Linked DNA regions of Homo sapiens: all the other regions are linked to region 3. The links are chromatin loops, found by intact Hi-C in ENCODE. Cell type or tissue: PC-9. All regions are shown on one strand.

Evidence for each region. A loop is a pair of places that touch in the nucleus more often than their neighbours do. Peaks named below come from ENCODE experiments on the same cell type or tissue, not always from the same donor. Only the 100,000 strongest peaks of a DNase experiment are listed, where the experiment ranks them.
Region 1: it touches region 3 in a loop (5-fold over the local background); 14 of 110 quality-filtered maps call a loop at or near these places.
Region 2: it touches region 3 in a loop (5-fold over the local background); 16 of 110 quality-filtered maps call a loop at or near these places.
Region 4: it touches region 3 in a loop (2.9-fold over the local background); 15 of 110 quality-filtered maps call a loop at or near these places.
Region 5: it touches region 3 in a loop (2.8-fold over the local background); 2 of 110 quality-filtered maps call a loop at or near these places.

Annotation. Positions count from the first base shown.
Region 1 is chr7:36,126,087-36,131,086 of GRCh38, forward strand. No RefSeq gene overlaps it. Among named protein-coding and RNA genes, the nearest start is that of EEPD1, 25 kb to the right of the region's middle. In PC-9, a CTCF peak has its summit at 2,532; DNase peaks (open chromatin) are centred at 2,705 and 3,195; H3K4me3 peaks cover 1,471 bases; H3K27ac peaks cover 1,771 bases.
Region 2 is chr7:36,107,315-36,112,314 of GRCh38, forward strand. It overlaps the pseudogene MARK2P13. Among named protein-coding and RNA genes, the nearest start is that of EEPD1, 43 kb to the right of the region's middle. In PC-9, no CTCF peak of the experiment used is centred here; DNase peaks (open chromatin) are centred at 1,227 and 2,067; H3K27ac peaks cover 1,746 bases.
Region 3 is chr7:36,034,701-36,039,700 of GRCh38, forward strand. LOC105375233 (a long non-coding RNA gene) reads left to right here. Exons shown (of 4, transcript NR_187894.1): 4 at 1,152-1,553. Among named protein-coding and RNA genes, the nearest start is that of EEPD1, 120 kb to the right of the region's middle. In PC-9, no CTCF peak of the experiment used is centred here; DNase peaks (open chromatin) are centred at 2,051 and 2,741; H3K4me3 peaks cover 842 bases; H3K27ac peaks cover 2,313 bases.
Region 4 is chr7:35,983,220-35,988,219 of GRCh38, forward strand. The region is part of intron 2 of LOC107986734 (a long non-coding RNA gene); the gene reads right to left. Among named protein-coding and RNA genes, the nearest start is that of EEPD1, 170 kb to the right of the region's middle. RefSeq lists a silencer at 2,057-2,106. In PC-9, a CTCF peak has its summit at 2,136 (motif pointing right); a DNase peak (open chromatin) is centred at 2,162.
Region 5 is chr7:36,205,880-36,210,879 of GRCh38, forward strand. All of the region lies in intron 2 of EEPD1 (endonuclease/exonuclease/phosphatase family domain containing 1), which reads left to right. Among named protein-coding and RNA genes, the nearest start is that of EEPD1, 55 kb to the left of the region's middle. In PC-9, CTCF peaks have their summits at 2,169 and 2,368; DNase peaks (open chromatin) are centred at 1,922 and 3,352; H3K27ac peaks cover 2,422 bases.

The DNA of each region.
Region 1 (5,000 bases), 91 kb after region 3:
TGTAACAAACCTACATGTTGTGTACATGTACCCTAGAACTTAAAGTATAATAAAAAATAATAAAATAAAATAAAATGTCTAGTACAGTGCCTGCCAATATAAAGGATTCAACCATGTGAGTTCGCTGCCTCCTATCCCTCCTCTTTGCCTGCTTGCAGGTATCTGGATGCACCTTGCTATTTCCTCTTATCCAGGCACTGGCTTTCGGATAATGTCACAGGTTCCAGGGCCAGGGGATTACTGGGTCCCTGTGAGGTGCCCAGAGTCTTAGAGCTGGGGGGCATAGGAGATATCTTGCCTGGGCCAGGCCAAGAGAACATTCATTCCTTCGTGTTCACAGGGGGTGGCCTCTTCAGGTGTCAGTGAGCAGGCTGTGGTGTGGTGGAAAGAGTTCTGAACCCAGGAAGCATGGCTCGAATTTAGGCTCTGCTGGACACTTGTTCTGCCACTCCACTGGGCAAGTCACTGGGGACCATTCAGTCCCACTTGCTCATCACAAAATTCTTAATGGCCAATACAGGTAGAAATACCTGTATTGTGTGTGTGTGTGTGTGTGTGTGCTGCAAAGAGTGATGTCAACACAGGGCCTCATGAATAGTCATGAGGAGTTAGAGCACAGAGAAGGAAACCCAGCCCAGCTAGAATGGCCACAGCCATGCAAAGAACCCAGCAGCATTCACTTTCCCTCATCTCAGAGTTCCATGCTCCGTCCACTCACCCGATCTGCTTATTAAAGGCTCAGGCTTAACTTCTGGTGGTGTTCACGCCATGGTTTCTCCAACGCCTTGGCAGACAAGGCAGTAGCCTGCAGATGCTTCAGGGTCTGGATGTAGTGCAAGCCTCTTCATGAATGCCACTCCCTAGAACTCACTGGGTGTAAAAGTATCACTGCCTGATTGGTTTCATCAGCAATAATGTCCCCTGGCTTTGTCAATAGTCAGGGCTTTCACTTAGATGGGATCTCAGAAAATGTGGCTAAGTCTTTTGTTTCCAGAATCTCATCCACAGCACTCCCAACAGGCTCTCACCCTGCTTGTCACAGATTTTCATTGTGAAAATCTCCAGTGACAGTGAACTTACCACTTTCCACACAGCCCCCTCCACGGAGAGCTCTTGAAGAGAGCTGTTGGCCTCATCATATGAGATTTATAAATAGGCAGCTGTGGTACGAAACACAGAGGTTTAAGAACAGAGGGTGGAGCTCAGCCCCTGGTGGAAAATGACATCTGTGACTCACTCAGAAGAGCAGGTCCCTCTCAGCCTTTCTGCCACATGGAGCTGGGATGCCCAGAAGGAGCTCTCCTGAGGATGCCTCACTGAGGTGGGGTGAGGTGAGGCCTGATGGAGGCACCAGCATGGCCCATGAGCTCTAGAAGAAGGCTGGGCTTTGGGTGGGCACCTGAGCCAGCCACACCAGGAAGGGAATACTGCCTAGTGCAGCTGTTCTCAAACCTTATGGTCTCGAGAGCCTGCTATACCACTGAAAACCACTTGAGGACCCTAGAGAACGTTCCTGGATTACATCTACCAACATTACAAATTAAAACTAAACATATTCTTTAATATTTATTTGGTAATTTATTAAAAATAATGAAAATCAACACTTTTTGTTTTCTAAATTTAAAAAATTGACTAAGCATCACTTTTACATTTTTGTAAATCTCCTGAATGTCTGGCTTTCTAGAAGATTGCATTCCATCTGTTACACTATCACACATCACCCAGCCTCTGGAAAACGCCACTGCAGGCTCATGAGAGAATGGGGGAGAAACAGGCTAATCATATCTTAATATTATTGTGAAAATAGTTTTGACTTTGTGGATCCCCTGGAAAGGCCTCGGGAATAGCCAGGCCAAACTTTGAGGACCTCTAGCCTAGTGATTAAGAAAATGTATTTTGGTGTCAGATTGCCTGGATTCAAATTCCATTTCGGCCCCCCAGTAGGTGTTCAATAAATGTTAAATGCTATTATTATCATAACAGGGTACTCAGTGTATTCTCAATGGATTTTATTTTTCAAGCACAAAGTCTGGAATCCCCCAAAGAAGGATTCAAAACAGTGCCTCAATTTCAGTAATGAGCACTATAGGTTAATATTGTCGCTGTATAAATGTGTATCATTGTTGTTTCACATTTGCCTATAGGATTAGTATAGAATGAATCCTAGCAACAGCAGGCAACTTTGCTAAACATATCCACTCCCTGATCGGAGGACAAATGCATCCCCCACCCCCAACACTGTGAGCCCTTCGGCCAAATTTTTAAACCTCACTGAGTCTCATTTTGCCCCTTCTGTAAAATGAAGTTCATAATAATACCTGCCTCATAGGTTTGCCATGAGAATTAACAAAGATAAGGATAAAACATACACTTAGCCCAGCATCTACACATAATCAGCACTTGATAAATATTAACCAAAAGTTTTTTATGGCAGTTCTGAAAGCCACCACTAGGGCTCAGATATCTGGAATTACCACAAGGGTATTTGTTATTGATACAAAAATAACTCCCTGGGTGAGCCAACTGATGGGATTTTGGATGAGAATTACTGAATTATATTTCTGGAATTTTTGTTAGATGCCTGGGTCCTCAGAGGCAACATATACCAATGGTCCGCCTTCACAGACCCCTTTGGGAGTGTGCCTGTTCTTTGGACGCTGGCTGCACCGGCAGGCACACCAGGTTCCCACGGGCTGAGTCACACACTTGGCAGTTTTGCCGGCTCAATAAACATGGCTTTCTCATCTGCCAACTCTGGCGCTGTGATGAGCTCTGGCCACACTTTAAAGTATAGAAGGCTTTGTAGCCTCACCGTGCTCAGAGTACAAAGCCCTTCTAGCTGTGGACAGCCACAGCTTCTGGAACAAGGATGATGGAATTAGCAGCGAAGACATTAAAATGTTATTTTTAGCAGTGTTCCAAATCATTACGACTCCCCACCCCCCGTAATGTCCTCTAAATCCTTCCTGACAGTATATGTTTATTTTTCTTTCCTGAGAATTATTAATTGGTAACCCAACAGTTCAAATATAGTTTTCAGCTGGTTCCAGAAATTCATTTCTTCATCATAGCACTGTGACCTTCCATCATATGACTGGCCACTATCTACTTTGTGGTTGAGTCATTGTTGTTCAACAGCGCTACAAACATGTATTGAACTCCACCCATTTACCAAACACTGCACGTGGATATGAGGGTGGGCCACATCTGGGCCGGGCCCCGGGAGCCAGGTCTTGGGTGACATGGAGACAAATAGACAAATGCACAAATAAACAGCCGCAGTCAGTGGAGCATGTGCAGGGGAGGGTGGGGGACAGGGCGCTCGGCAAGGGCACCTGAGGCTGGCTCATTTTAGCATCAGGTTTCATTTCTAATGTCACCTCTGCCAAGATGTGCTCCCGCCCATCGTATTTGCAATAACCCCCTTGTCCCTGCACTCTGTCACATGGGCACATTTTATTTTTTTCACAGCATTTATCATTATTCAAACGTTTTATTGATTTGTTTACTTGTACATCACGTATCACCCCTACTGAGTAGACACCCAGTGAGCATTTGCTGAATGATCAGTGGAGTCTCTAAATGAATGAATGAACTACACACTCAGTAGATGTCAAATTAAATCATTATTCTAAATCACAAAGGCAATTTGGGGGGAAAGGTTAAAAATGGCTAATGTGATATATGTAATTACTGTCTCCAACGTATCAGAATTTTTCCATGAAAATATTGATCAGGGGTCTTCTATGACTACAGAGGAAAGTGGAGTTAAATTAACAAGAAGAAATTTTGAGGCATGGCCCTACATATTAGAAACATACATCTGAGTAAAGACTTCAGTTCTATAGACTTTGGGAAAAAGTGACCACATTATCCTTTTGGATGGTCGATCCCTTCACCTGCCTGAAGGCAGAAGGCTCAACCAAGTATAGGAGTCTATGAGGCCAGCAGAGAGTAGCCAGCCAGCCAAACCCCAAGGATGCCTCCAAGACCTGCAATCACATAGAGATACAGGTGTGTAGAACATATTTATTTGTAAATGCATATAAATACATGGACATATTTTAATATATTTACATATATGTACATACACCCACAAAAACAGAGAGTATAAATATTGGAGGCAGTTTAGCCAGTCCCACTGGAGCCACTGGGACCCCTGACAGGTAGCTCTCTCCTCTGTCCCAGTGTTCAGGTGCTCCTGCCATGACACACTCTGGAACATTCTTGCTACTAATAAACAGTGAGTTCATTAGCTGGCAAAAGTGCCATGTACATTTGGAGCATTATTGCAGAGTTGGGCCACTGTTCCATGTTTCCGGAGATTTATTCACCCAGGAAACATATACAGAGTCTCTATTGTGTGCCAGGCCTAGGCATGCAGAGAACTTGGACTAATGATGGAGACAGACAAGCAAATAACTGGCTGTGGTGCAGGATTGTACTGCTGAAGTCTGCCCAAGGAGTTAGGGGAGCAATATATATATTGCTTATATATAGAGAGAGGGTTTATATAGATACATATGCCTGGGGGTCTGGGGAGGCTGCTTGAAGCAGGTTCCATCAGCTAGAATTTGAAGGCTAAATCAGAGCTTCCTGGATGCAGAGTAGGAAGGGAGGGTACAGGAAGTGAGGGTGGCGCGCCAGGCAGAAGGAACAGCATGTGCAAAGGCAAGGAGAGGAAAACCAGCCCAGTTCACAAAGCATGGAGGTGATGGGGGGCCCGACACGGGGCTGCAGAAGCATCTTGGGGCTGCATCAGCAGAAACCTTGTGTTTTAAGCCAGGAAGTTTGAACAGGGTCCCGAGAGTTAAGGGGTATCTGAGGAACTGCCGCAGATCTGCCTTTTAGAAAGACCTGCAGACCTTTGGCTGCTGTGACAAGGCACTGAATGGGAGGAGACCTCAGGCTTTTAGCAATAGTTCTGGCCAATGGAGACCAAGTAGAGAAGGTGGAGATGAGAGACAGTAAAAAGGAAGATGCCTCAGGACTTGTGAGAC
Region 2 (5,000 bases), 73 kb after region 3:
AGGGAGAGCATTTGTGTTTTCAATTTTACCGCCCATAGTGCTAGGCACTGGAGTTACAGTGAGGAGCACACTCCTGACTCTTCTATTCCCGGAGCTGATGGTGCAGCAGGACTGCAGACATGAAATCAGTAAGACTAGTGCCTGTTGAAATAAGGGAGAGGAAGAGAATATGGATGTGAATTACAAGTAATTTCTGCTAGGGGACTTCCCGGGAAGTGAGGGTCAAGATGAGATTTGAAAGCTGAATAGGGAAATGTTGCCCCAACACACAAGACCTCAGTCCTGGCAAAGCAAGCCCCGATTCCCCAATCAATGAGCTTCAGTCAGGCTATTGACTTGGCACCAACTTGTGTGCAGTGGCCAAGCTGGATGCTGTCCTGAATTATATCAGTGTGACAAGGCAACGTCTCCTTTAGTGTGACCTTAACAGTGGATTTGTCCCTCTTTATCAGAGTAGGCTCCCTGTGTTCCCAAACTCAGGAAACTCCAGGCATTGGCAGCCCACTTGCACATTCTACATCAGATCCTGCCTCACTGGGAGTTGTGGCAGAGGATGGCCAGACAGACACCATGGACAGACACCATGGAGAGGGGCAATGAACAAACCTTCATCTTCTATACATAACATGAATTCTGCTTTCTCTTCTGTGCCTGTGTACAGACACTCAGCCAGGAATCCCACCACCAGGAGCATTTTCATCCACTTCTCTAAAGGAGTCCAGTGCCTTGCTGCATAACAGTGTGTGATAGACTATACACAGTTGCCCAGGGGGTCCAGCCTCCCTGCACTCTCCTCCCTGTGTGATCCCTCCCTACATTCACTCCAGGCTTAGTCATGTGATTTGTGAGAGTGAGGCAAGCAAAGGGTTGATAAGCAGTCGTTCATTTCTCCTGGAATATTACCTCCCGGAACTCAGCTGCCATGCTATAGGGAAGTATTGACTCTCCTTTTGTGAACTGAGAGGCCACAGGAAGAAAAACTGAGGCACCCCAGCCCTCAATCAGCACCAGGGCCTCAGAGTGTGAGAGAATCATCTGGGACCTTGCAACCCAGCCCAGTCCCCAGCCTGATGTACCCTCCTGGAGTGAGCCCAGCAGAGACCACAAGGAGCAGAGCAACCACCTAGCTGAGCCCAGCCACCCACAGGACACGAGAGAGGATACACTGAGATTGTTTTAGGATTATACATAGTGGGGTGGCTGTCTCAGAGCGGTATTCATCACACAGGTGTGGCCCTCAGGCCTTGTTTCCCAGCAGCAAGAGCCATTGTCATAGCTCCAGGGAAGCCTCTTTACAGCCACTGACAGTTGTCCCACTCTCGGGATGCTCTTTCAGGCTTTGGTTTCCATTGAGGATATTGTTTTTCTTATCATTTTTCAGGTGGGTCACAAGAGTGTTTTGAAGGGTTCAGGGCCCACCCTTCGGAAAGTTGTAGATGATTGTCTTGTGACAGCTGCAGTCATAGAGCAGGGTTTTTTTAACTATTGTATTTAAATATAGTAAATTGGCATATATATTTGTGTGTGTGTTGATCGTGTTTGTTTATTTCTATAGAACCATCTCCTCTTCCTAATAAACACAGAAGACAAGACAGAGAGGAGCACAGGAAGGAAGAAGAGCCCCTGGAGAAGCAGTCCAGTCTCTGCAGTTTCCCCAGCTGGGGCAGATGGGCTGCCCTCCTTATTCCCCAGGTGGCCCCTGGCCAACCTTTCAAGTCAGCACTTATCTTAAGGACAATGCTTTTGAAGGCCAGGGAGGTATGGGATTTTCTCCTGATCTGATCCCACTGAGCGAAGCCTGGCAGCTTGCACACCTGCGTCCTCCACTGCATGAGATCCTCTCAGCCAGGCGGGCCATGCACAGCAGTGTGTGTTTTCTGCTCACTCCTACCCACAGCTGTTTGCCTCCAGCATGGCCCATTTCCTGCCCCATCTCCTTGGGCTCCCTGGAGCTCAGGACTTCCTTGCCTCATGGCAAGTGCCAGGAGCTAGCTTGACCTCCCACATTCTTTCCTGTGCTCAACCTTGCCCTGCTGTCCACCACCTGAGGTTTCGCTATCTGCACTCTGCTTTCAGCCTCAGGCTGGTTCTTTCTGGCTAACCTGAAACACAGGTGCCTGCAGAGGAAGTTGAAGAACCTCCCCGTGGTCCCCTGCCAGCACTGGCTGTTTCCATAGGGAAAGGCTGGGTCATACCTTGGGCAAATTCTACTGATCCTGCACCTGTCCAAGGTGCCCAGTGTGCACTTAGTTTTCTCTATAGGAGACGCCCTGGGGGAAGTTGGTTCCACCTGGGGCTCCACCACTGTTGCTGGGGTGTGGGTGAAGGGGGAGGCCACAGGGCCTCACTGGGGGGCTGTGCAGGGGGAGTGGTCCTCTCTCCAGGCCAGGTAGGGGACTAGCAGGCACGTTAGCTGTGCTGCTGGCTTCTGCCCTGACTCCAGGTCCTCCTCAGGCCTCTGATTTCTGTGTTGTTCCTTCGACTATTCTCAGAGTATGAAGTAAAGGTAGGAATGGCAGGCTCACTGCATCTCTGCTGTTTTGGGTTGGCAGGGATGATACACTGTACCTTGTGGATGGGGAAGGAGGGCAGCTTGGTAGCGGGATCAGTTGCAGGCATTAGTTTCAGGGGTATGATCCAAGCCTCCAGCTTGGATCTCTTGTAGCCTGGGAGAAGATAGGTGGCCAACACTTCATTGTCCTGCAACTAGTCCTGGATCCCTTCCCATGTACGACCCATGGACACCATCAGTTCTGCCTGCCCAGGTCTTTGTAGTCAGAGAATGACTCAACGCAAAGCTTTAGTTTCTCCCCATAGGAGGGCCTCTCTTGCTGGATTGAGCATGAGGATTCACTTGAACAGGTTTTCGCACTCCATGGACAGGTAGAAACAAATACCAAATGTTCCTCTCAGCTCTCACTACTCCCGCAGCTCCTTAGGGTTCTGTCCATCAAAGGGCTGGGATGTGATCACTAGATATACAGGAAGCCTCCAGGCTGTACACCTCTACCCTGGGGCCACCTTACTTTGGCCCTGGAAGAGTTCTGGGTGGCATGAGGGGCACTACCACAGAAGGTACCCAGCTTGTTGCCAAAGAAGCCCAAGCCTGCAGTCTCGATGTTCACGTCAGCATCCAAAAGCAACTATTCTGCCTTCAGGTCCCTATGGGCAATACTACACTTCTGGCAGCAATACTATCACATAGCACAGCCCACACTATCTGGTGGAAATTGCTTCAGGTTTTCTTCTTCTTCAGGCTGCCATGAGCCACTAGGTACTCAAATACCTCTCTCTCACTAGCCTGCTCCACGACTAGGTAAAGTGCTTCCTTGGTCTCGATCAACTCAAATAATTTCACAATGTTGGAATGATACAATACCTTCATGATGTCTTCATGAGATAGTCTCTGGAGGCTGGAGTTCCACACTTGTAAATGACCTTTGCAGCCACCTGTGTGCCAGTCGGGATGTACCAGGCCAACTTCACCTTGGCAAAGGTTCCCTTGGCAATGGTCTTGAGGAGCATGTAGCTGCCAATATGAGTCTCCTCCTTGGCAGAGATGCTATAAAGGGCCTACCAGTCTTTTGGACTTACTGCTAACAATACTAATTACCAATATTAACTAATAATACTGATTAAATAAAGAAGAATGTGGAAAGAAATGAAAAAGAAAACAATGAGAAAAACAAAAAGGAATTAAGAAAAAGAAAAAAAAATTAAAAATGAGGCCAGGAATGGTGGCTTATACCTGTAATCCCAGTACTTTGGGAGCCTGAAGCAGAAGGATTACTTGAGTCTAGGAATTCAAGACCAGCCTGGGCAACATAGTGAGATCCTGTCTCTGCAAAAAAAAAAATAGCCAGGTGTGGTGGTGCATGCCTGTAGCCTCAGCTACTTGGGAGGCTGAGGCAGGAGGATCCCTTTGAGCCCAGGAGGTTGAGGCTGTAGTGAGCCATGATGGTGCCACTGCACTCCAGCCTGGGTGACAGAGCAAGATTCTGTCGAGAGAGAGAGAGAGAATAAAGAAAAAGAAAAAAGAAAAGGAAAAGAATAAAGGAAAATGAAAAAAGAAAGAATAAAGAGAAAAATAAAAAAAGAATAGAGGAGGGGAAAAAAGAGAAAATAACAAGAAAAATAGATACAGAGCCAAGAAATTTAAAAAGCTAACTTTGGTGAAAATCCTTCAGGTCACCAAAAGCTACCTTCCTGAGCTAGGAAGGCCAAAAATTTAGGCCCAGCCAGGGACTTACATGGTACAGTACTTGGAAGTCTGTAACTGGTTCCTTACGAGGTCATAGCAAGAAATAGACCTATCACAGCTAAGGATAATTCACAGTGGTTTTCTCACTTTTTGGTCTCAAGAATGCTTTACTCTTAAAAAACAAAAAGAGGGAGAATTCAAAGAGCTTTTTGTTTATGTGGGTTGTAGTGAACAAATATTCACCTTCTTAGAAATTATAACATGTAGGATGCTTCAGTGGCTTTTTAATTTCTAGTTTGCAAAGCTGTAAAAAGCTTTTGGCTCATAAAAAGCTCAAAATATCTACACTTAAAATATTCCATTCCTTAAAACAAACAAACAAACAAAACCAACAGCTTCTGGCTGGTGTCCGGATAATGACAATACCAAGAGCACCAAGGCTGCGGGGTCCCACGGTGAGGAGCATGGATACAGCTAGAGAATGTCAGGGAAGAAAGACTTCTCAAGGAGGTTCCTGAGTCAGACCTGAAGGACTCATGGGGGTGGGCTGCACCTCCCATTTCTTGGACGTATACCCTTGGTCATGCCCTGTGCTGGACACTAAGTATTCAGAGATGCATGAAGGCACCCTGCCTCTGTTGCAGAGCAGAAAGATTGTGGACAAAAATTCTAAATGCTGCCAAGGAGAGGAGACAGACCTCTGCCGGCTCAAGCTTCTCTGGGCCTCTGGGGAAGTCCCACAATCTTGGCTGTGCCTGCCCCTGCCCTCCCACCCCTACCCCAACTCCATCCCTGCTTG
Region 3 (5,000 bases):
TTAAACAACAATTAAATTGTCACAGTTTTGGAAGCTGGACAATTCAAGATGAGAATGCAATTCTAAAACCTTCTATATCCTGGCCGGGCGCAGTGGTTTGCACCTGTAATCCCAGCACTTTGGGAGGCCGAGGCAGGTGAATCGCTTGAAGCCAGGAGTTTGAGACCAGCCTGGCCAACATAGTAAAACCCTGTCTCTACCAGAAATACTAAAATTAGCCAGGCTTGTGGCGAATGCCTGTAATCCCAGCTACTCGGGAGGCTGAGGCACAAGAATCGCTTGAACCCGAGAGGCAAAGGTTGCAGTGAGCCGAAATGGTACCACTGCACTCCAGCCTGGGTGCCAGGGCGAGACTCTGTCTCAAATAACAACAACAAGAACAAAACAAGCCTTCTATGTCTAGTTTCCATGTGGCTGTTCCCGCCAAGTTCTGCCTCTGCCTACTATCCTTGGGGTAAACCTCCACCCGGACAGTGTGCTGGGCCGGGGCACCCACCCTCTGGGAGCTAGGAGTGTGGGCTCAGGGCGCTCAGGGTTGCCCTCCCCTACAGAATTGTCATCAGCCCAGCAGGAATTGGCTCACCCAGGCACACCCACCACCTTCTCCAAAACCCAGAGCTAATGACTGACTGGCACAGGGTACAAAAGCCTGGCCCCTTTGTCTTCTGGTAAAGCCGACACGGTGCTGCGGTTCCTGCTCTGGAGCTCTGTAGGAAGGCTGAAGCTCGGCTCCAGCTGAGACTGCATCCCCTGCCTTCTCCTTCCTCCCTCACTCCCCTGGGCTTGAGAGGACCCCTTCAATAAATCAAGTGCACCGAATGCCTGCCTTGGGCTCTTGGGAATTTCTTGGGACTTGGCCCAGAGTTGACAGTCGCTGAGTTCTTGATCCAGGCTTCCCCGCAGACACTGTCTGTGTGTCTTGGGCTCCATGCTTTTGCTCTGGACCCAGGCCCCCAGATTCCTAGGATGGGAATAGGACCCAGGTTCCTGTTGGAATGAGACAGTTTAGGCAATGCTCAAATCGTGAAGCCCCCTAAGCCCTCACCTGACTCCCCCAGGCAGATGTTTGTAGCTCGCTGTCACCTGTCCTATCCTGTGAAGTGACTGCTCTGGGATTGACTTACTGCTCCTCTCTCTCATTTGGCCTTGAGTGCCCGAGGGGCAAAACTGCAGCAGAGTGGCTCCTGTATCCTCAGCACTCAACATGGACCCCGTTGTTGGTGTTCAAGAAACATTTGAGGAGCTGCACTTACTTGGAATGAGAAAAAGTTACACCCATGACCTCCAGGTAAAGCAGACAGCAAATGGCATAAGTGAAGGGCCCTGCAGCAGCCACAGACACAGGCCTGGGGAAATAGAGGATCCCAGATGGAAGAGCTGCCACTTACTGGGCACCGCCCTGTGCCAAACCCAACACCGTGTGCACTCTGTAGACTCTCATTGAATCCCTAAATCCTTCCGTGGTATGGATTATTATCTCCATTTTACTAATGAGGCCATTAAAGCTCAGAAGATTAAGTAACGTGACCAGTATAAAGTACAAGAAAATGACAGATTCCGATTTTTTTTTTTTTTTTTGAGACAGGGTCTCTCTCTCTCTCTCTCTCTCTTTCTCTCTCTGTTGCCCAGGCTGGAGTGCAGTGATCCAATCACAGCTCACTGTAGCCTTGACCTCTAGGTTCAAGCAATCCACCCCCACTCAGCCTCCCACATAGCTAGGACCATAGGTGTGCACCACCATGCCCAGCTCCTTTTCTTTTTTTTTTCTTTGGTAGAGACGGGGTTCTCACTATGTTGCCTGGCTGATCTTGAACTCCTGGACTCAAGCAATCCTCCCACCTCAGCCTCCCAAAGTGCTGAGATTACAGGCATGAGCCACTGCAGATTCAGATTTTGAGCACTTGTCTAGCTGATTTCAAAGCCTGTCCTCTTTCCACAATCAGGTCTTAAGTCATATCCTGAAGAGTTTGTCATTGCTCTTCCAGGAATCCGATCCCCACTGGACAGGCTGGGAAGGTCTGGGCTGCTAGTGGTGTTGCAGATAGACTCCCAGGCAGCTGATGGAGGTGTGGAATGAAGAGCGTGAGAGATAACAGAAGCAGGCATGGCAGTGCTACCCAGCAGAGCCATGTGACAGAGGCGGGGATGCTGCCGTGGGTTGTCCAGCAAATAGAGATGCCAGGCCTGAGGCTTGATTCTCTCAGACCTTCTGCCTCTGGCAGCAAGACTGCTGGACCCAGAGCTGTGTGACTTTCACCAGGTTCCATTTCTCATCAATGGGGGAGCAGGGTGACTGCACCCAAAGAGTGTCAAGGTTTTCTTCAGTTCTGAAAGTCCCCAGTTCTCAACCAGTGAAAGGTCTGACGTTTCCCATCCCTCTTTGCAAATCCTGGGCTGAAGACCAGGGATCCAAGTCCCTCAGCCCAGCCAAGGCGACAGAAAGCCTGACTTTCCCAGCCCTGAAAAGAGTTGACGGGCTGTTCTCTGGGCTCGCCTCGGCAGCAGCATTGACAAGGGCTGGGAGAGGGAGACTGGCACAGGAGCCTTCTCAAGTTGCTCCACAAAGGGCCTCTTTTTCCCAGGCACAGTGACAAATACTGCCGCTCCCTCTGGCTATAAAGGCCGGGGGTGCGGACAAGGTTCCCATGTCTGAACTCTTAAGAAAGTTGCAAGCAAAGAAAAAAATGTGTACGGGCTTTTGGCTGTGCTTTTTGACTTGATGCCAGATAGCCGGTGGGTTCAAAATTACATCACTATTGACTATCTGAGTTGTTTCTCTGTTTGACCTTCTTGGAAGAATGGTTACCTTGGCAACAGATGGTTATCAGTTCCTCAGCAATTTGTGCCAAGGAACAGTTTCCTGCATGCTGAAAACCAGTGGCTTAAAAGCTGTATCTGGCCGGCCTCACCCTCCCAGGTCTCTGAGCGGATTGTGCAGTAGGGACAGCCCTTGACTTACAATGTTTCCACAGATGATTTTTCAGCTTTATGATGGTGCAAAAGCAGTACATGCTCAGTAGAAATCATACTTCGAGTATCCATACAACCATTCTGTTTTTCACTTTCGGTACAGCGTTGAAGTTACATAAGCTATTCAATATTTTATTAAAGGCCAAGCACAGTGGCTCACGCCTGTAATCCCAGCACTTCGGAAGGCAGAGGCAGGTAGATCACTTGAGGTCAGGAGTTTGAGACCAGCCTGGCCATATGGTGAAACTTCATCTCTACTAAAAATACAAAATTAGCTGGGCGTGGTGGCACATGACTGTAATCCCAGCTACTCAGGAGGCTGAAGGAGGAGAATTGCTTGAACTCAGGAGGAGGAGGTTGAAGTGAGCTGAGATTGCGCCACTGCACTCCAGCCTGGGCAACAGAGTGAGACTCCATCTAAAAAAAGAAAAAAAGGAAAAAATTGCTTTATTATAAAAAGGGCTTTGTGTTAGATAATTTTGCCGAACTGTAGGCAAATGTTTTCTGAGAACGTTTAAGGTAAACTAGGCTAAGCCATGATGTTCGGTAGGTTAGATGGATTAAATGTATTTTTGACTCATCATTTTTATAACTCATGGTGCATTTATTGGGATGTAACCCCGTCATAAACTGAGGAGTATTTGTATTTAGAAATAGAGCTGAGTTTGACAGCCAACTTTGTCTGTTAGGCAGTGGGTGCCAGGCCAGTGGTGCTGGGATTTCCAGTGTCCCCTGCCTCCAGCAGTGGACCCAGCTGAGCCTCTGGGATGCTCTGCCCCTGGCACCGAAGGCTGCTTGGTGCCACAGGAGAATCTGATAGGAGACATCCAGGGCTGCTGAAGTGGCTGGGGTGTCAGAGGCGTTTGAATTAGAGCAACTCCATCTTGAATAAGGACTAGGTAAAATAAGGCTAAGACCTACTGGGCTGCCTTCCCAGACAGTTAAGGCATTCTAAGTCACAGGGTGAGACAGGAGGTCGGCACAAGGTCCAGGTCATAAAGACCTTGCTGATAAAACAGGTTGCAGTAAAGAAGCTGGCTAAAACCCACCAAAACCAAGATGGCAATGAGAGTGACCTCTGGTCGTCCTCACTGCTACACTCCCACCAGCTCCATGACAGTTTACAAATGCCATGGCGATGTCAGGAAGTAACCCTATATGGTCTAAAAAGGGGAGACATGAATAATCCACCCCTTGTTTAGCATATCATCAAGAAATAACCATAAAAATGGGCAACCAGCAGCCCTTAGGGCTGCTCTGTCTATGGAGTAGCCATTCTTTTATTCCTTTACTTAATAAACTTGCTTTCACTTTATGGACTTGCCTCAAGTTCTTTGTTGTGCGAGATCCAAGATCCCTCTCTTGACTGGGTGCGGTGGCTCATGCCTGTAATCCCAGCACTCTGGGGAGGCCGAGGTGGGAGGATCACGAGGTCAGAAGATCGAGACCATCCTGGCTAACACAGTGAAACCCTGTCTCTACTAAAAAATACAAAAAATTAGCCAGGCGTGGTGGCGGGCGCCTGTAATCCCAGCTACTCGGGAGGCTGAGGCAGGAGAATGGCGTGAACCCGGGAGGCGGAGCTTGCAGTGAGCTGAGATCGAGCCACTGCGTTCTAGCACTCCAGCCTGGGCGACAGAGAGAGACTCTGTCTCAAAAAAAAAAAAAAAAAAAGCCCTCTCTTGGGTCTGGATCGGGACTCCTTTCCGGTGACAGGGATGTTCCTTTCCTGACATGTCCGCTCTCCCCTGCTTCCTGCTGTACCGCCCCCTGACTCACCGGATGCTGCACACTGTCCTCTGTGCTGCTTTCGCCAAATGGAGGTCCACTCATCCCAGCATTATTTCTTAAAAATTCCATCTTTACCTCAGTGATTTGAGAGATAATCCATCCTCTTTTGAGGAATAAAACAACAATACTATTAACTGCTAACATTCTTTCCAGCATTTATTGTGCCGAGTGAATTAAAAGCATTGTCTCATTAAATCTTCACAATTCAGTTAGGCAGTTCATATTAGTAACCCCATTTT
Region 4 (5,000 bases), 51 kb before region 3:
TCCCCAGGGCCCGCGAACAAACGTTAACAGGCTGAATGGTAAGCCAAACGTGGTATTCCCTGCTATGGAATGCTCTTTAGCCTTAAAAAATGTGAGTCTGATGCGTGCTGCCAGGTGGGTGAACTGGGAAAAACTTAACTAAAAGTGAAAGAAGCCAGACACGAAAGGACAAATACTGCATGAGTTCACAATGAAATATCTAGAATAGGCACATTCACAGGGACAGAAAGTAGGTTATGGCTTACCTGGGGCTGGAGGGAGAGGAAAATAGAAAGTTATTGCTTAATAGGTACAGAATTTCTGTTTGGGGAGATGTCATGCCTGCTACTGAATTGTAAGTTAAACATTGGTTACATGGCAAATTTTATATAATATATTGTTTCCCATAATTTAAAAAATAGTGAAAACCCATTGCGTTTACTCCTCTACCTCCCATTCACCTCTTTTAGGCCAGGGGCAATTGAATGACTTAACTGGAGTCATGCAAATGGAAGGCACAGGATTTGAGCCCATCGCAAACCCAGCAGGACCAGTGAGGCACAGCGTCCCTCTGAGCAGCCAGCAGGCGCCTGGGCCTGGAGGGGCTGCACCCTCACACCCCCTCACATCCCTGGGAACACCATAGGTTACTCATCAACTTCCTCATTCTTCTCCCTGTGCTTTCTTTGGCCTGGGCCTGGTCTGGGCCTTAGGGTGCTGGTCCCAAGCTTCCCCAAGTCAGGGAGTGACGGGACTATTCTAGAATCCCATCCTGTCTGTTCCCTGCCCAGGTCAGCACAACAAGAGGGAGACTCTGGTAGCTTCCCAGAGACCCCTCTCTCCTCCTTAGCAGGTGGGGGCAGGAGTCAGGCCAACGTGGTCCCCTCATCTCCAGGAACTTCTCCTGCTTCACTGCAGCCCCTGCCTGTGCCCTGTCCCTCTGAAAGCACAAGCTCACTCTCCTCTCCCACCACTGGTCCTCACCCACTCCTGTCCTCACCTCAGGGCACCAGGCCCCAGGTCCCCACGCTTGGCCTCACCTCCCACCTCCTCAGATGTGTGCATTGCCCAACAGGCACATCAGATGCCGCTTAGGTTGCTAAAGCTTTGGGAGGCAAAAAGCTTGAAGTTTGATACTGTTTTAGAAAAAGACATCAAATCACTTATGGGAAACCAGGATTTGTTGACCTTCATTGCACCTGTGTAGAGTTTAAGCTGGTTTTTCTTTTGAATTGGATAGGTGGGTGGTGGTGGCGCTCATCTTGCAGGGCTGACAGCCCCTATACATGTTGTTCTGGCCCTGGCCAGCCTGCATGCGGGTCAGTCCCTTCTCCAGCTTCTCACTTACTCTCACCAGGGCCTGAACATCACAGGGAGGCCAGGGCATGAGAAGAGCTGGAGAGAGGAGAAGGTGGGAGAGCCCTTCAGTCTGGAGTTTGCTGACTGTGGGATGGGGTGCGGGGCAGAGTGCAGGGCACAGATGGGAATGCTGGGGAGGGGTGGGACTGGGCCAGGGAGAAGCACAGGGGATGACAGATCACCCTAGGGGTTCCCATTTTGGATAGTGGTCAAGGACCACAGACGGCATCAACTCCCTGATGGCTACAGAGGGGGAAGATACAGGCCTGTCCTCAGAACATCAGCCTGGCCATTGGAAGTGGAGCACTGGATTAAGAGTCCCCAGTGACCTCATCATGTCCTTGATGGATGTGGGACCTCTCTGGAGAAAGGCAGTGTCGGCTTGGGTTTGACAGACACTCATGGAAGGACCTCCATGGGTTGTGACTGCACACACTGGGCTCACCATGCTTATTTTGACCACATGGACAGCCTGTTGGTCCCAGCTACTCAGGAGGCTGGGACAGGCGGATGGCTTGAGCCCAGCAATTCAACTCCAGCCTGGGCAAGACCCTATCTCTCAAAAAATATAAATAAATTAATAAAAATATGTCAACACTGTCTGGTAGGTGGTCTGGTTATGGGAATGGGGGTGTGAGTGGAGGCCTTTGAGGCCCCTCCCTGTGCCCTGTCGCCTTCTGTCCATTTAGAGGAGTGTGTATGTGAGGAAGATGAGGCAGAAGAAGCCAAGTATGGGCCCCGACTCCCCTATCAGGTGGGAGAGCTGGGGACATAACTCCCAGTGGGCACCAGGAGGCAGTGCAGCCCCAGCATCAGGCCCTTCCCACAGGGGAGCCCTGGCTTCAGCAGCTGCAGAGGCAGTAAACTCCTGGGGCTAGATCAACGTTTTTGGATTTTAAGAAGTAAAAGACGTTTTGAGGGTCATGAACTTGGTGCAGGTCTTTGCAGTACCAGGTGGACAAACCTCATCTGGGGAAAAAATCGTGAGACCAGGTTCTGCTCTCCAGCTCTGATGAGAAAAGCAAGTTTTCCCTCCTCTCTTTGCCACAGTTTCTCTACTTATCAGATTGAAATGGTGTCTTCCCCACCTACTGCTCAAAGATCTCTCGTGCCATTGATGTGAAACACTTTTCCCATGTTCAAGGTGGCTGGCCTAGTCATTGGCATCCCTGTGGCAAAGAAATGTACCAACGTTATGCCTTTACAAATGGATTCATAAAGAGTCCGTTTTTTTTTTTTCAGGCTGGGCACGGTGGCTCAGGCCTGTAATCCCAGCACTTTGGGAGGCCAAGGCGAGAGGATCACTGAGGTCAGGAGTTTGAGACCAGCCTTGCCAACATGGTGAAACCCTGTCTCTACTAAAAATACAAAAATTAGCCTGGCGTGGTGGCACGCACCTGTAATCCCAGCTACCCAGGAGGTTGAGGCACGAGAATCTCTTGAACCCAGGAGGCGGAGGTTGCAGTGAGCCAGGATTGTGCCACTGCATTCCAGCCTGGGTGATAGAGTGAGACTCGGTCTTAAAAAAAAAAAAGTCTGTTTTTTGGAATTAATTTTCCGTAGATGGAAAGATGCAGCAGATGCGTGATGCTCTGGCTTCCATGGCCACAGATGGCCCGGAACAGTCACTAGCTAGTTTGTCCTCAAAAGAAGTGAGACCCGCAGAGAGTCAAAGTCATCAAACCTGGCCTGCAGGAGACCTCAGCAGCACCTGGGAGCCTCTCAAGTGCAGGGGTGGGGGACAGTCTGTGGCTATCCACTGCTGAATGTCCACTGCTAGGGCCTTCCCTTTACTAGAAGTTTCTATCGCTAAAAAGCAACAATCTCTCAAAGTGAGAGGAGGGAGAAGAAGGATATGAATTTCTGCGTGGCCAACCTGACAACATTTTCTGAAAGAGCTTGGGTCTGTGCAGTCTGAGGAAGGCAGTGAGGCCAGCACAGGACAAGACAACCACAGGATGAATTCCTAGAGCCAGGTTTTGAGCACATCCCCTGGGAGGGGCAGGCAATGCATGCTGGAATAATCCAGTGAGGCCATACTTGCTTACTGAGAGGAAGACTTTGCAGGTAGATGCGACTTTCTAATAGGGCATCAGGTTCTAAAAGTCTATTCCGCCCAGATAATTTATATGAATCTCAACCATGTGCATCAGGTAGGTGCCAGTTCTCACTCGATCCTGAGAAAGTTCCCTAACTTGTTTTTTTAAGAGTCAAATTTCTTATTTGGAGAACACGGATGATTGTCTCTACCTCATGGCATTGTGGTGAAGATAAAATGAGATTATATCTACCAAGCGCCTAGCAGAGCATGTAGGATGCAGTATAAGCTCAGTAAATGTTAGTGTGGCAGGTTGCTGGGTGAGCGACTGTGAAATTTTGGTTGTTTAGTTCAGGGGTCTTTGTTTAAGTGCTTCTGGTAATCCTTGTTGGGTGGGGGCAGAAGAGTGGGTTTGTGGTTTATTAGGGAAAAATGAAAGGTATTTTCCTTCTTCCAGGAAAAGAGCCAGACTTTCCTGTTCAAGGTCTTGACCCCTGTTCCAGCCCCACTTATAGCCAAAAGTAGGAATGAAGATGGCCTTGTGGTTTTAAGGCTGATGCCCTGTCATGGCAAAAAGAGGCAGAACGGATGCCTTGTGTTGTGGAGACTCGAAAAGGGGTGGTGGCCTGAGGCTGTCATCTGTCTCCTGAGGACTGGAGAGAGCCAGCCTTCCCTTCGGCATGGCCTCTGAGGAGAGGTCAGCTGTTGCATACTGTGGGGCCTGCGCAGGCCCAGTGGGGAGGGCGGGGGTGGCCTGGAGCCCTTCTCCTTGGCACTGCCCCGCCAGATGCAGAGGGGAGGCTCAGGAGTGAGTGCTGTGGCTGAGGCTGCAGAGCTGCCCAGGTGGCGTGCAACTTTCCTGCCAGATGTGGGGAGCTGCCCTGACCTGGGACCCCGGATCTGGACCACTGGAGGACCTTTTCAGGGCTGTGTAACCTCAGCCCCCACCCAAGGTTCTTGTGGTATCCATAGGGGGAGTCCTCATGTGCCTGATTTTAAATACGTGCCAGTCTTAGTGGGTAGGAGAAGGAATCCGTTCAAAATAAACCAGAGGACAACACATTTGACATGACTGGCCCCTTGGGAAGAACATGGATAACACTGCCCTAGGTCTTGGGATCTCAGCAAGTCAGTGCCAGACAAAACTGCTCAAGTGATTTTCATATGTGGTTTTGATGTTCTTGACATAAAATGGGCAGAGGCCTGAGGAGTCACAAACTATACACACACACACACACACACACACACACACACACACACACAGCAGCAGCAGCAGCAGCAAGTAAGAAGTAGAATGAGCCAGGACTAAAGCCGAGTAAAATGCAAATATAAAATATACACACAGTGACACCAGACAGCCAGGTACACATCCAGGGATACATCTCAAACATACTGGTGAGGAGATGGGTATGGGAGCAAAAGGAATCTTAAGCAAAAAAAAAAAGCCAGAAGAGGGGTCACGTGCCCTGTCAGTGATGATAGTGTTCCGAGGCTGGGAGGATGACAAGCACAGTTCTCTGCAGACATGGCCCACAGAGGTAACAGCCAGGCAAAAATGGTGGGCAGAAGCCCCAGAGGGTCTCTCCAGATGCCATGAAACCTACAAGAAATGCCATGAGGCTGT
Region 5 (5,000 bases), 170 kb after region 3:
CTCTCTCAGACTCTGGGGTAATGGGGGCACTGACCTAAATAAGGACAGGAATCTGCCAAGTACAATGAGCTCAGGCTGCAGGACAGGCGGAATTGAGGGCGCTGTGTCTTCCATTCACACACCGGCCCTGTGTGCATTCAGGCCCCAGATGACATGTAGGCCACTGCCCCATGCCAGCCAGACTGCCCCAGCCCCACCCACAGAAGCTTTCCTGGTTCAAAGGGCTTGATTGAAGATTGAGTGATAACAGGGCTAAATCCCTGACCAGAAACACTAGCCGAGACATAGGATTTTATCGTAATAATCCCAAGAAATGAGCGAATCTCCTTGGGCTCCAGGGCTAGGTCAGAGAGAACAGTTCTCAGTGGACTGTCAGCCATGGGGCTGTGTGCAATGTGAGCCACATATGCAATTTTAAATTTTCTTTTAAAAAGGCAAGAAGAAACAGACAACAGTCATTTTAATATTTTTTATTTAATCTAGTATATCTAAAATATTAACACTTATGCACATAATCAATATGAAAACTATTAAGGAAATGTTTTACATTCTTTTTGTGTACTCTTCAACATCTCAACTCAGATCTGCCGTATTTCAGGTGCCCAGTGGCCACATGTGGCTTATGGCTGCCATATTGGACACCAGCACTAGAAGCCATACACTCAGCACCTTACAGAGTGGGGCTGGAAAGCTGCAAGGATGCTGTCTGGGCCCATGAAATCCTTGCATCTCATGTAGAGTCCTCCTAATATTCATCTGCCATTAAAAACAAAAGCATTACACCTTCATAAGTTATAGGTAATAAGAATTATTTACATTTTCACAGGCCCTTCCAGTTACAGGACACTTTGGTATGTTTTCCTGTGCACCTAAAAACTCTATGAGGAGGCTGAGCACAGTGGCTCATGCCTATAATCCCAGCACTTTGGGAGGCTGAGGCAGTCGAATCAGCTGAGGCCAGCAGTTTGAGACCAGCCAGGCCAACATGGTGAAACACCGTCTCTACCAAAAATATAAACATTAGCCAGGTGTGGTGGCGTGCACCTGTAATCCCAGCTATTCGGGAGGCTGAGGCAGAAGAATTGCTTGAACCTGGGAAGTGGAGGTTGCAGTGAGCTGAGATCGTGCCACTGTACTCCAGCCTGGGCAACAGAGTGAGACTCTGTCTCAAAAACAAAAACAAAAACAACAACAAAAAAAACTCTATGAGGGAGGCAGGCAGATATCATTCTTTTGGCAAAAATTTATTGAGGGTCTGCCAGGTGCTAGGCCCTAATTTGCATACAACTCCTGCATTCCTAGAGTTTGGATTCTAGTGGAAGAGGAAAACAAATCATGATGTCAGCGTGGTTCGAATGGTAGTGGGAATATGAGTGCAGCTCGGCAACACATGAGAAACCTTTAATCTGCCCATGATATCAGGGGATGTTCTTCAAAGGAGGGATATTTGATTAGAAAAATACAGAATGAGGAGCTCTGTGCTGGGCAGATAAGTGAGGGTGGAAGGAGCACTGCACGTTCTGAACATAGTCCATTTGGGGCAGAACTTCTGACCCTGGTATGTCCATTTTAGACCCCAGACAGGTTAGGCCACCTACTTGAAATCCTACCACGTGTTCACAGGAGATGGGGCTGGAACCCAGGAGTTTGAGCTGGTCAGTCCTCAAGCAACAATTCATCTTGAAAAGGTGGTTCTTTATGCAAGGTCTTTAGGACGGGGATAAGCGTGGGAAGGGTTCCAGCCCTAGAACCTGCTCGATCAGGTGACCTCAATTCCAGGGTCCTTTCCTGCGTGCAGCTACCATTTTTGGTTTTGAAATCTGCAGAATATTTTGAATACAATTCTGCTGTGTCATCATGCTAAAGTTCAGTAAGGATGTGTGCTTGAAGTCTGTTTATAAAGTGTTTCTACTTTAGTAATCCTCGAGTCTTAGAAGAAGAGTCACCATTTCCTGGAGATTTTGAACCCCAGGTGAACTGGCTGCTTGTCTGGAATCTCAGTGCAGGAGTTTTTTTTTTTTTTTTTTTTTTTAACCTAGACAGGGAGCCAGTCTCTTGCCTTTGTTCACACAGGCCATTGGCCACCACTAGGGCAGAACAGAGACAGTGCCAGTCTGAAGCCTGCGGCCCTCCAGGAACGGTGCCTCCTCTGTACTCAGCAGTTTTTATTTTTATCTCATCAGCGTGTTCCTCCTTTTGAAGTGTGAATCCTAGTGACCCAAATGAGCTGTCTGCCTGGGCCTGGGCCAACAGGACCAGGTTACTTGAGTTCAGTGGAGACCCTGGGCTGCGGTGGCAGGGATGCTGGTTCCTGTGTGACTGGATGGGGGTGGGGTAGGCAGGCTTACTGGGGCCAGAGGCACAGGCAGCCTGCTCAACTGACAAATTTTCAAACCAGGAGGACTTCATGCTAAAAATAAACTGGATCCTGTATTCCCCCTCCCTCATTTGCTTCACAGCAGCCCTTTACAAAGAGTAAGCAGCATTTGCACAGTTTAGATGTTAACATTTAGAAGTGCAGAATTAAGCATGTGTACCTCACAGTGTTTGGCTGTGGATGCAATTCAGGCCCAGTGGCTTTGACAGTTGTCTCCATGCTGATGCATTGGAACAGTGTGGTGGAGAGTGGTTTAATACTCAGTGGTTGGGCATTGGGGGTGTGCTGTGTCACTGGAATTGAGTGGTCAGCAGTGGTGCCTGATGCTGGAGGCAGGGAGTCTGGTAGAGTTTGAGAAACAGGAAGGCAGATGGGCCCCCTATCCCTCTGTTGGCTGATGCCTGAGACACACTTGGTTTAGAGGGAAGAGAAAGAATACTTGTGGGTCCTCTATGCTGTAACAGGAACTGTACTAAGTACTTTTCCTGTGTATTCCTGTGAGTTCCACACAACTAAGCATATCCTCATTAGAGGCAGTGATGCTTCAAGGGTGGTTCCCAGACAGCAGCATCTGCGTCACCTGGGAACTTGTTAGGAATGCAGATTCTCAGGCCCTGCCCATGGTCTATGAAATGAGGATTCAAACGGGGTCCAGCAGTCTGTGGTTTAACAAGCTCCTGGGTGATCCCCGTGCACGCTAAAGCTTGGGAACCTCTCCTGGAGAGGTAGAGCGCAGACCTGGAGCTAGACTGGTCTCAGGCCTCAGGTGTTTGGCCTTCGACAAGTTGTGCAACCATTTCTGTGCCTCAGTGTTCTCATCTATGAAGTGGGGGTAATAACAATGGGGTTGTGTGGGATTACATTAAGCAATGTATGTTAAAACCAGCCATGGTACTGGGCATGTGGTAAGCATACCATAAGTGCTTGCTGTAACTCACTAGCTTTGATCCCATGTCTGTTTAACTTCAAGGCTGTTTACTCATTATTTTATACTCACTGTCTCTTAGCAACCTAACTCAGTTAGTGATTCAGGTGTCTAATTCTGCAAAAACAAAAACAAAAAAAGTAGGTTATTCTATAGGTCAAGGCTAGCAAGGTGGTTTCCTTTCTCATTGCCGGCTCTGTTTCTGTAGTAGGGGCCACCTGGTGCCCTGTGAGGAGGATTGTAGAGCCAAGCCTGAGCTAGGCATATACACGTGTGCCGTTATTGATGAGAGATGTCTGTCGTGGGTGTGCAGGGGTGTGATGTGCCCTCCTCTGCTGATGCTGGTTTTTGCCAGTCAACTTAGTGTGAATTTCTGATCCTTTCCTGTAGCTGGGTTTTAATGGGAGGCTATTAAGAGCCACTACTGAATACCGCGGGCCAGAGGAGTCATGTGGGCTGCACATGTTTGGCTGCACATGTTTAGGGCCAATTATCAGGAGACTGCATGTGGTTTCTGGGCAGATCTCGCGTGAACTACCAGAGCAAGAACTCACTCATTACTGTGGGAAGAGTACCAAGCCATTCATGAGAGATCCACCTGCATGACCCAAATACAGATATGGAAACTATCCCATTTCTGTATATGGGATATAAGACACATATCCCAATAGACACCACCTCCAACATTAGGGATCACATTTCAGCACGAGATTTGTTGGGGGGCAAACATCCAAACTATATCAGGCACCTCGTGCTGGTTGGCTGTGGAGATGACTGAGTCCAGCCAGTGCAGAGGGAGGAAAAGCTCCCTTAGAGGGTGGAGGAGGTCTCGGGGGAGGATGGAGAGGACGTTGAGGCAGGTTTGGACTTCCTGCAGGCAGCGAGGGTTTCCAAAGCAGACAGGCAGCTGGAGATGAGGTGGTGGGTGGGTAGGGGAAGTGGAGGGAAGGCAGGACCCCAGTTTTAAGAGTTAATTGTTGTAACAGAGCAGGAAAGTGATAATAAGGGCCCAGAAATACAGGTTGAGTGTTTGTAAAGAAAATTTCAAACTTGTTACTGATGGGTTTTTTGAGTGATTTGAATAAAAGGAAAAATAAACCAGATTCCTTGGTGGAGAAGACTACATTTCATAAAGATGACAGTTCTTCTAAACCAATGCAAAGGGTATTTAATATGAGTCCAATGAAATCCCCATGGAATTTTTAGGAACACAACAAAATAGTTCTAAGATTCCTCTGAAAGAATGACAGCTGAAAATAGCGAGAGGATTTTTTTTCATGAAAGAGGATAATGATGTCTCCTTCAGCTTGTTCCCTGCATACCTTCCAGAGCTGTCTTTTTAAAACATGAATCAAATCCTGGCTGCTTCTGTCATCCTGCGGCTATTAGAATAAACCTGAGCCCTTCCCTGGGACCTGTGTGGCCTGCCTGGCTGGCCTTTGACACCTCCTCCCTCACTCTCTTGCTCTCCCAGCTCCAGCTGTCCTGCCTTCCCTCTCCTCCTAGAAAACATCAAGCTTCTTCCCACCTGCGCATTTGCTGCTGCCTCCGCGTAGACCTTTTCCTTTCTCATGACTCACTTGTTCTTGTGATGTTCTTGTGGCCTCTGCTCAAATGGCTTCTCCAGGAAGCCTTCCCTGACCACCCCATCTCCTAACACTTGTTCCTGTCATTTCTTCTCCTCTATTTTCATCTGAA